2 separate regions of the Mus musculus genome follow, and region 1 is linked to region 2. Evidence: chromatin contacts called from ENCODE Hi-C data. All regions are on one chromosome and are shown on one strand. Each heading gives the region's core, a stretch centred on a gene start or an enhancer-like site at or near the end of the contact. The rest is flanking DNA. Distances are from core to core; before and after follow the strand shown.

Region 1 (5,283 bases), core at 2,105-4,604, 260 kb before region 2:
GGTATGAAAGCATACTTTTGAGCAAGGAAGGAAAGTCTGATTTATTTTTCAGTTTTTTAAAATATAATTTACAAGTTCTACATATATAAGTATATGGCATGTAGACAATCACAATAGTTTCTTCATCCACATGTGCATGGTATTTATTTGTGTGTTTTTTATGTGTACGTGAGTATGTTTGTGTGTATATGCTGTGTAAATGAGTATGTGGAGACTGAAGGTCAAAATCAGGTGTTTCCTTGATCACTGATTGCTCTCCACTTTATTTTGGGGACATGGTCTCTTACTGAAAACAGAGCTCATTGGCTGCTAGACTGCATGCTAATGGACTCCAGAGAAATGCTTGCTACTGTTTCCTAACCATGGGGTTACATATGTGTGTAATCATGTCCTGTTTTAATGGGTAGGCTAGATATCTGTACTCAAGATCCATGTGAGAATCACCTCCATTGTCCTGTTAATAACATCTCTTTATGTGACATGTGGTAACAAACTACTTACAGCACTGTGATGACTGGATGCATGCACTATGTAAAGATCAATTATGTCTGTTTGACATACCTATCACCTCATATAGTCCTGGTAAAATAAATTACAAACTTTATGTCTGGACACTTTGGAGTATCCTATATTATTAAACTCAATTGCCTTGAAATGCACTAGATCACCAAAACTTACTCTTTTCTGGTACAGTTTTATAGCCATTGATGCATAAAATATCTTCCCACCTCAATTCTCCCCAGCCTCTGCTAAGCACCATTATACTTTACATGTACAGAAGGCCTATATTGCCTTTTATAGGCAGAGATGATACACTATTTGTCTTTCTCTGTTTAACTTATTTCTCATAATACAATGTCTTTCAAGTCCATTCCTGTTGTCCTCCAATCCAATTGTGACAATTTACAAGCTCCACTATTGATGGGAGAATGTGTCTTCCCTGTGCATTGGCAGAATATTCTTGCCAAACACATCTTTAAAATCATATCTGTAAAATGAAAATAATACAGATAATTTTGGGGCTGGGCAATAGCTCAGTCAGAAAAGTGCTTCCCACATAAACATGAGGACCTGAGTTTGATCCTCAGGTCCATTTTTGTTTTTTAATTAAAAGTTGATGGTTAAAAGTTGAATCACACTTCCAAGAAAGTTCAGATAGCCATATTTCTTAGGCTCACTGATCTGTCTCCTTCATGAGTTCATGGTAAAGACTCATTAAATAAGGTGAATGGACAGGTACCTGAGTGGACTTGTAACGTACATATTCATAAGCATGCACACACAAAAGTACATAAATCCTTACACTGACATGAACCTCACACTGACATATACACACATACTCCAATGTGCCAACATAATAAACTCACAGGGACACACTGATAGCTAGTTATCTCTCACATTTATTTAGTGTCCATATCAGTAGCATTACGAAAGGTCAGTCAAAAAGTGTACAAACTTTCTACTTACTGTGAGTCTCAGATGCTAGAAAAGATAATAACAATTAATAGTAATAAAACCTCTCACAACACTTGAGGTTAGTAATGCTAATAATTCTGTCCACCTCTTCCAGGATACTCCCTAAGCCAAGGAAGATGGTAAGTATGTGTGATATCAACATCTAGGGATGGCATGGCCATTACATTTTGCAATTCATGGCAGCTGTGATTACCTGCACAAGATCAGTGGAAGATCAGGCCTTCAACATTCTTTCCCAGAGGAAGAGCTCATCCTGCCCCATATCCTCTTAGGATCTATAGGCAGTTAAAAGTTGGAGGGGAGAAAAAGATATTTTCTTCAGTGAAATAGCCACTGGTGCATTTTCCATGCTCCTGTAATAACCCCCAATCTAGGCTCCTGTAAGCAATCTTGATGAAAATCATTAGACAATCTCTCAAAAGAAAGAACATGAAAAGGCTTAGTGTGACCATTTGGGACATGAAAGGAGATCAGCAGAAGGGGGAAGAAAACAAAAAGATAACAGGGGTATAAATATTGTTTAAACATATTATATAGATCTATGAAAATAAAAATAACAATTCCAATCACTTACACATAACTATATGGATGTGTAATCACACAAATACACATTTATGTGTAGTAAAGTATGTGTGGGTGTCCCTACTGCAGATGTGTGTGTGGAGGCAAGAGGATGATGTCAAATGTCCTTCTCTATTATTCTACATCTTATTTCATTAAGACAGAATCCCTCATTAAACTTGGGACTAGTATGCCACTAAGCAAGAACCAGACATCTTCTTGTCTCTACTCATTAAAGCTCTGTGTGTGGCCATATCAAAATTTTATAAGTGCTGTGATTTGAACACATGGCTGTGTCACATACACTTTTACCTCCTGAGCCTATGCATGTAGCTTTATGTTCTTCGAAATAAGAGTCATTTTCTTGACTGTTTCAAAGCAAAACCAGTATGGATGACTACAAAGCCCCATCATGTCCCTGTCTTTGCCAGTATATAATGGTGTAAAGACAGAGAACTTAGGTCTGTGTGGTAGTTACGTCCCAAGTCCTGCATGAGTGCTTAGGACTTTACACTGCTAAATGTGTTTCACATTGCCAGAACCCTGCTGTGATGAGCTGATTAGCCTGATCTTCACAGAGATGGCAACTTCTCATCCATGCTGCATACCTTTCCCTCCACTCAGACTAGCCCATAACCCTCAAGAGAGAGCTCTCGCTTCAAGTGTGAGTCATCTATTCAAGCTGCATATTTTAAAGTGTGAAAAAACAGGGTTATATTATTTTTCCCACTTCACATAGGCTTTCTACTTTTGCTTCTCAAAAATAGGTTGCTTGCCGGGAACATTTTCCTGAAAATTCTCCCAAGCTGTGAACATAATCTTATATACGGGACATTTTATATTTATCCACAGCTGCATATTAGAAAAATATATATTCCTCCCTGGATACTCATGCTGTATAAACAATGCAAATCTTTGCCCTAGAAAAAAGCTATAACTTTTATTTATTTATTATTATAACATAATTCATTCCCTAATTTAATTCAAAATGATAAATGAGAACAGAAATAGAAGCTGAGCCCCTAAAGAGTGACATAACTGATCATCTTTTGCAATGTGGACATTTATACCTCAAAATTAAATGGCATACGAGCAGAAGGGTTATATCCCACAGAACCCTGGCAGCTTTAATAATTCTGCCACCACTCATGGGGTTGTTGGTCACAGGAGATTCTTTACTGGGTTTCCTGTCTACAAGGACATTTACCTTTAGAGTGAGTATTAATGACCATGGCCCCAAGTGTGAGAATTTCAGTGTTTTGGCCATTAACATGTCCATACAATAAATTCTAGTCAGTCCCAAAGCTTTGTGGAGTAACCACTTTGTTGAAGACTCAGTTTTGGCCCTATCCAAAAGTATTTCTGGGATAATATGGTAGCTCATCTAAGCTATCAGCTAAGATACATGCCTCTGGGTGATCCATGAAGGTACTTCCTGGAAGGACCATCTGAGGAGGCAATACCTTTTTCCACAGTATGCAGCAACGTTATGGAAACCAAAATGTAAGAGGCCCAGGAAAGAGCTACAACTTCTACCTCTGTGGTTTCATTGCTTACATCGAAGCACATCTACGTTAGGCTGCTGAGCCTACTGCCCTGCTCCACTAACATAAGAGTCTATCTTCTGCAGCTTTCCAGTAGGGACCACTGGCTTGCATCCAGTCTTGCAGACTGAACAGATACTTGGTTTTCAACTTTTCCATCCTGCAGATGGCCATTGTTAAACTACACAGCTGGTATGAGGTATAGCAATCCAATGAACTCTCTGTGTCTTAGGTAATCACTCTTCTTGTGCTGATGCTCTGGAGAGCCTTAACTAATACAGATGGCAAGTAGGCATTAGTCAACCCCCACTCTTCCCCATGCTGCATGCATTTTCCATGCAGAAGCAGATGATGCTTTAAAATTATGAATCTTAAAATAGAGTTTTATCATAAAACACTGAAGAGAGAGAGAAAGGGAGAGAGATCAGATAATGCACAGTTCCTAATGATAATGAGGACAATAAATAATTTTAAAGCTTTCACAGCATGTTAAAAAAAACAACAACAACAACAAAAAAATAAAACCTTGAATCTATATGCTCTGTTTAATACATCCATACAATGCGTAAGCCAGCAAAAGTGCATGCAGTTTCTAGTCTATGAAGGGGAGGTGTTTTCTTATAAAACAGAACAAGATGCAAACTCTTCAGCCTATGTGGGAGATCAAAATAAAGAAAAAGCCAAGCTCGCCAAATGCATCCTAATTGACTGGTGAGTCTGAGTTTTATGGATTGATTTCATCTGGCCATGAAGACTCAGACATTAATATGCAATAGGGTAAAAGAGGATATAAACTTCACAGTGCAGGAGTTGAAGGAAGAAGAACAGAACATCAGTCAAAGATGACAGGGCCAACATCTGTCAAGAGAAAGTTTCAGTGAGAATTCTCCTCTTCTGCTAAGGTGTCGAAAGGACAACAACTTGTCTTACAGGAGGTATATGCCTAGAAAGCTCTTGACAAATGCACTAAAGAAAATGAGATTTTATGCATCACAGTGCCATATATAAATCATTATAAGGGTTGCATAACTCTTTTTTTCTTCAATAGAAGGTGAAATTTAACTTCTCCCAGAGTCCCAGGCTTTCAACACCAGATGTCAGGCGACTTCTGAGATATCTAGCCCTGGGGACTAAGCACTTAGCTGGTTCTTAGTCTTTCCACTGTGGAACAGTTTTTCTTGGACTACCCAACTGCTAAAATTGAAACCAATCTAATAAGCCTTCTTGCAACACCTGTTCCTTTGGTGGCTATGCCCCCCCCCCCCAGATTGGATATAATAATCTCAGTTTAAGGTTTTGTGCCCCAGCAATAGTCAGTGATTTACCATTTCTTTGTAGCTTTTTTGGCTAATAGCCTTTAATGTCCATATCTCTGAAGCATGGAGTATTTCTCTTCACATTCTGTGGCTGTCTCTGTGACTGATATATCACAAAGAATAGAGGAAGGTGAGAACCCCATTCTTACTCCAGCCAATCAAAAGGTCAGTTAATCCATGACTGTCTACAGACACAGAGACATAATCTGTGCTGTAGAAGTGGTACAGAGACACTAAGATCAACAAAGATAGGAAGTGGAGAGTCATGAGGTAGGTCATCTTATATCCAAATTTAAAAAAAACAAAACAAAACAAAACAAAACACCTATCAAAGTTGGTAGGCTCCCCAGCTCTACCAATGCTATATTGAATTGCCAGTTAACTTT
Region 2 (5,412 bases), core at 2,803-5,302:
TTAGGTGAAGGAAATGGAAAATGATTTCATGTCAATCATTAAAGGTCAAAATGAGCTAGTTTGATAATGGAGAAAGTTTTCAGAGTCTGCCAAATGACCAATACAGGGGGTCTCTCACTTCTGGTAGCTAGCTGTAGATGCCATAGAAAACACTGCACAGACATTCTCCTGCTCAACAAGAACAGCACATTCATTGCTCATATTTTTCTTCCATTTGGTTCAGATAAATCAAGGTCTGATATCTCTTTACTATCATGATCAACTTCTCAAGGATCTTGTGAAATTCATTATGGAAGAAAAATCTAAAACATGGAGTTTTATATTCTCATCACATTAACATGTCTCTGGGATTCTAATAATGAGTAGTAATAAACTTCAAAGAGGTACTTAATTAATGTTCTAAGTTATTTCAGAAAAATTAAAACTATATTAAAATTTAAAATGGCTCATGTAATATCTTTCTTTTAAAAATTAAATTAACAATATTTCTGTATGTGTCATATGCAATCTGCCTGTTTTTTGGACACATTACTTTTGTCATGATAAAAATTTAACTTGCAAAAAAATTAACTTGCTTAATCTTAGATGAATACTCTTAATAAGATATTTAGCTGCTGTTCATTTTAGAGTAGACACATATCTCAATTGCTCACTGCATTTTACTGGCAGGCTAGAAAAGACAATAATTAAATATGTATTTGACCTCTGGTCTGAGACTTTACTGGGACTAAAAAATCTTAGATGCTGACATCTGGACTCATTTAATCAAACTCCCAAGTCATACCATTGTTTTGTGTCAAAGGAGACGAATATATAATACCTTTAATTTTGATAATGATATATTTATATATAATTAACCAGTCCTCTAAAACTATACACAAAGGAAACATGAAAACATTGTATCTGTTTAATATCCTGAAAATCTTAAATGGGGATATTTACAGAGGTTCTTATTACTGGTAGATAATTGCATCCTCACCATAGATTTGTAATATCTGTATTATGGCTGGAATCCTTTTAGCCTGACTCTGTTTTCATTGTGCTTAATTAGAAACTTATAAAATTTGTAATTGGGTAAACATTCATTTTTTCCCTGTGGAGATAAATGCCCATATATGAGACAGAGTATGAGAGAGCCAAACCTGTATACAAGTAGTTGCACACTACACAACAATAACAGTAACAGAAAGTCATTACAAAAGAGGACAGAGAATAAAAAGTTATTTTATAAGAAACCCCACACCTATAAATTAGCACCTTTAACTATCTGTCCATAATGGAAGAACCTGGACACACACTATTTCTTCAAGGCTGACATTACTAATGACATGAGAAACTCCTTAAAATGTTTGGGAAATAATCTTAAACAACAATTCTCACAAGCCAAATTAAAAGGAAACTTTTGGAAAGGAAATTTGTAACTCATCAAAGTATGTATATGAATGGAAGCCAACTGTACATCCATAGCAAATCCAATACTACACTTGATGAATAAAAATTGTACACAGCAGCCTAGAGAAACTGAAAGATACCCATGATTGCTTGAGGATCAACTACTTATAGGCTCTGAAGAACATTAATATGCATTGATTTCAGAATCAGTGCCTGCTGTAAGCCTACTGCTTACTGAATATATACATTTTTTATAGTACAATAAACACTCAGTGCTATTTCTTAAGAAAACTGTCTTTAGAATACTTATCTAGCAGCACTCCCTAAATGGCCATGTTGCTTAGAAGTGGGGTATGCAAGAGTCACCTAGGAATTCTCAAGTTCATTATCATCACTTTTTAAATGCCCAGAGCTGGCTTTGTAACTGCTGTGGTTGTGATAGGCTGAAGTCTTAAACACATGTCATTTAGTATTATGTACATTATCAAAATATATTGACCACAGTTAAATTAGTTTACAGAATATATGGCTCCAAGAAGGAATTTTCAAGAACCTCAAGTTATGCACTTGTGCTGTACAGTCTACTCATTTAATCAGTCTCTCTAATTCCCAACTTTTGGATCCTCAGAGTATTCATTCTTTTCAGATAATGGAACGTGCTAAGGAGAAAGCATAGTTCAGAGCCACACCTTTGAATCAATTGGAAAATACTGACCTCTAGTGTTCCAGAAGGTAGAGAAACTACCTCAGTAACAAAGGTCATTTCCTAACTAAAGCTCTTGGTCTGTCTTCTGTGAACCATGGGAAGACTTTCAAGGAGAAGGGGAAAAGAGATAACGGGAACCAAAGAGAAGGGGGAAAAGCCAGTTGAGAAAAATCAATTTACCTGACTTAAACTTGCCTCAATATATCCTCTAAAATAATTTACTAGCTTATCTCAACCTGATGTAGAGGATAGTCACTTTGGCCTTCCTTTATAACATAAACTTTAAGAAAATATTACAACTATGGATTGCGATATTTCTAATCTTTGGATCACAGAAACACTGACTGTACTTTGAATATCTATCCACTTGTGTTTCCTCTAGAACACAAGTTCTGGGACAAGATAATGTAAGGATTTAGGAATAGGGCAGAGGGGTCTTCTGTAGTAAGTCAGTTCACCTTTTATTTTTTAAATTGATACTGATACCACAACTTACAAAAGTAAAATAAAGTTGATCTTATCTGTATAATATTAGTTGATCTAATCTGAGGTTCATTTTAGGAATAGAAGATGAGAGAAAAAACCCAGAAACTTGAGGGACGGTAGTAAGCCATCCTTGCAAACAACACAGATGGCTTAATTGCATACTTTCTCATTTAGGAGTTCCCAGGGAAGGAAAAACTTCTCTTCCTCTGCTTAGAGAAGCAGCTGAGCAATTGAGCTTGAACCTCTCACAGCTTTAGTGAATTATTCAAGTTTGACAAACTTGATTCTTTAAATAAATAGTGCAGGTGGCAGATTTCTGGGAGTCAAACATTCCTGCCTATTAAATTCAGTGTTCTATGCTTGCTAAGGTGGAAATGTGGATAACATAATACATACTCATTCCTTCCTGGGCACAAGGATTTTGAGGGTGGGGTGTGCATTTTTTAAAGCACTCCCTCCTGTGATTGAGCAGCCATTGATTTCCTGGGGCAATTACATTTGGGCTACAATTCTTAGACCCAAACTCCCAAACCCTTTATATGAGTACTCATTGGTTAGAAAATGCCTACAGCAGTAGAGAGCTTGGTGCTAAGGATGGAAGTTAGGGTAGAAGTGTTCCGAAGGGCACATTGCAAATCGGTGGGAGCTGCAGTCCGCTGTTATCACCTTGCTCAGGCTCCTGAGTGTCTCTGCCCCTAGAGGCTTGTTCCTGGCCCGTGAATTCCTGGCTGAGATTAAGAACCATGAATACAGCAGGAAGTTAAGGGAAGTTTATGATTTAAAAAATAGGGCAGACAATCTAGCAGAGCAAGCTCATTAGAGCTCTGCTAACTTTTGGGGTGCTTGCAATAGTCGAACCACACTAGTTAGGGTTTTCACCCTGCTCTTTTCTTTTACCCAGAGCATATAGAGTCAGACAGTGGATAGTTATTCTCAGGAGCACCCTATCCCACCTCACCTTCCCGCCCCCAGCTCCAAGTACTCACAGTTTGTCGCTGTTAATCCTAAATGCCACAAGCCTGAGAGCACCAAAGTCAAAACGCTGTTCAGTCTTGGTACAGAATCCATTTCCCCCGAGTGAGCGATCTCTTCCAATAGAATCCCAAATTCGCAGGCACGAGCCTTGGCTTTTCTTTCTTTTCCTTTTTCTTTATTGCACTGTTCCCTCTCCTCTGCACAGCCTGACCCCCTCCCACCCCCTTGAGCCCCTCTTCTCCTTCACTCCATCCTGATCCTCAGAAGCTCTACCAAAAAAAAAAAACTGCAGCAGGGCTTCCTCTGAGATGCGAGCTGTGAGCTGCGATCGAGGTTTATAGTTCCTGCAACTGTCCCTTTCTGTGCTTGCCTTCCTCGCGTGCCTCGTCGTCTTCCGGATTCTCTTTTGTAAGGTTCAAGCTCCAGGGCAGCTCTTTGAGACCTGCTTTACCAATAGCCGAAAGCACCTCGTTCGGAAATGAGAGCTGGATTCAGCACCAGGGAAGCGGACAGCTCCTTATAGGCGCCTTGTGCGCAGCACCGCCCCCGGCTGAGCCAGCCACACACTGGTCCATAAAAGTGGCCTGGGCGGATCCTTGGTCGCTAGGATGTCCCTAGCAGAGGCTCTGCTGTGGCATGCTTTACCTACTTGCTGGTAAGCAAAGGAAAAGACTCTCTCTCTCTCTCTCTCTCTCTCTCTCTCTCTCTCTCTCTCTCTCTCTCTCTCTCTCTCTCTCTCTCTCTCCCTCTCTCTCCCTCTCTCCCTCTCTCCCTCTCTCTCCCCGTCTTTTCTATCCTTGCATTCCGAGCATCCCAGCATCCCTAAATACCCCTTCTCTTTCACCTCCTACCCAATTACAGGCATTTAAATCAGGTTTTCAAAGAATGCCTAAAGGTGTTGAAAGACAAAAGCCATAGTTCCTCCTAGGATTTTTCTCATAGAAAACTTGGTAATGACCTAACCTGATGCCTAATGCCTCTTTCTTTACTTCATAAGGGAGAGTCAAAGAAAGCATGAATTGTGTGTTCAATTTCCCTTGCAGGGTTGGATGATTGACCTGCAGGATTTTCTAATTGGGATTCCTGGTTGAGCCATTTAGGAATATGAGAGCTCCCAGATTTTCCGACCTTCTACATCTATTTCTCTCCTTGATTGCTGTTGGCACAGTTATTCCATAAGTACTGCAAGGTGATTGGTGCTGTGGATTCCAAATGAGATAAGGTGGTACCTTGGAATAAGAGAGAAATGTTTGAAAACAAATTTTAAAATGTAGGAGCTGGAGGATGAGTAGAGACAAGTGGGTGTGAGCCCATGGTTGGCTCTTAAAAGCTTTAGATCTAAAACAGAAAAGAGGTTGTGATTGCTTCCTCGGGGCTTTCCATTAGAGATCTTGATTCTGTAGCTTCTAGCATACATCTGGAACTCACTTGCTTTTCTATAGATCAACTTATTTTGTGTTTACTTGAAGCTGCCAGAAACCTGTCAAATGTTAACAAAACAAGGAGCCAGTAGTGATGTCTTTTCTGTGAAATTTACAAGCAAGTTAGAGTCTATAGACTCTACATCAGAGAAAGTTGATATCTCTCTCTCTCTCTCTCTCTCTCTCTCTCTCTCTCTCTCTCTCTCTCTCTCTCTCTCTCTCTCTCATTAGTGAGCACATGGATTTATTTTAAACCACAGATTCCTGACAGCCTTTGGTCTCAGCTTCTGGCTCTATTGCAACTGGACACTGAGATGAGTTTCAAGCAGCCTTTGCACAAATCCTGACCTTTAACCTTGTCGTCTGGGAGCTTCAGCTACTATCACTGAAATACTGAATGACAGTTCAATGGTAATTGGAATAACTGACCAT

The links. A loop is a pair of places that touch in the nucleus more often than their neighbours do.
Region 1: a map of left cerebral cortex shows a loop between it and region 2 (2.6-fold over the local background). The contact joins the enhancer-like site here to the promoter of Cntnap5a in region 2. A Hi-C loop is called at or near these places in 1 of 37 maps with a recorded cell type or tissue (left cerebral cortex).

The regions. Positions count from the first base shown.
Region 1 is chr1:115,943,553-115,948,835 of GRCm38, reverse strand. The region is part of intron 3 of Cntnap5a (contactin associated protein-like 5A); the gene reads right to left. Among named protein-coding and RNA genes, the nearest start is that of Cntnap5a, 260 kb to the right of the region's middle. Within about 2 kb of position 3,354, at least 1 of the 3 ENCODE cell types and tissues checked has a DNase peak (open chromatin) inside an H3K27ac peak, as active enhancers do; it is left cerebral cortex, where a contact is called at or near this core.
Region 2 is chr1:115,683,377-115,688,788 of GRCm38, reverse strand. It overlaps Cntnap5a (contactin associated protein-like 5A), which reads right to left and starts at 4,052. Exons shown (of 24, transcript NM_001371013.1): 1 at 3,571-4,052. The coding sequence starts at 3,652. LOC108167704 (a long non-coding RNA gene) reads left to right here and starts at 3,843. Exons shown (of 5, transcript XR_001779333.2): 1 at 3,843-4,214; 2 at 5,212-5,391.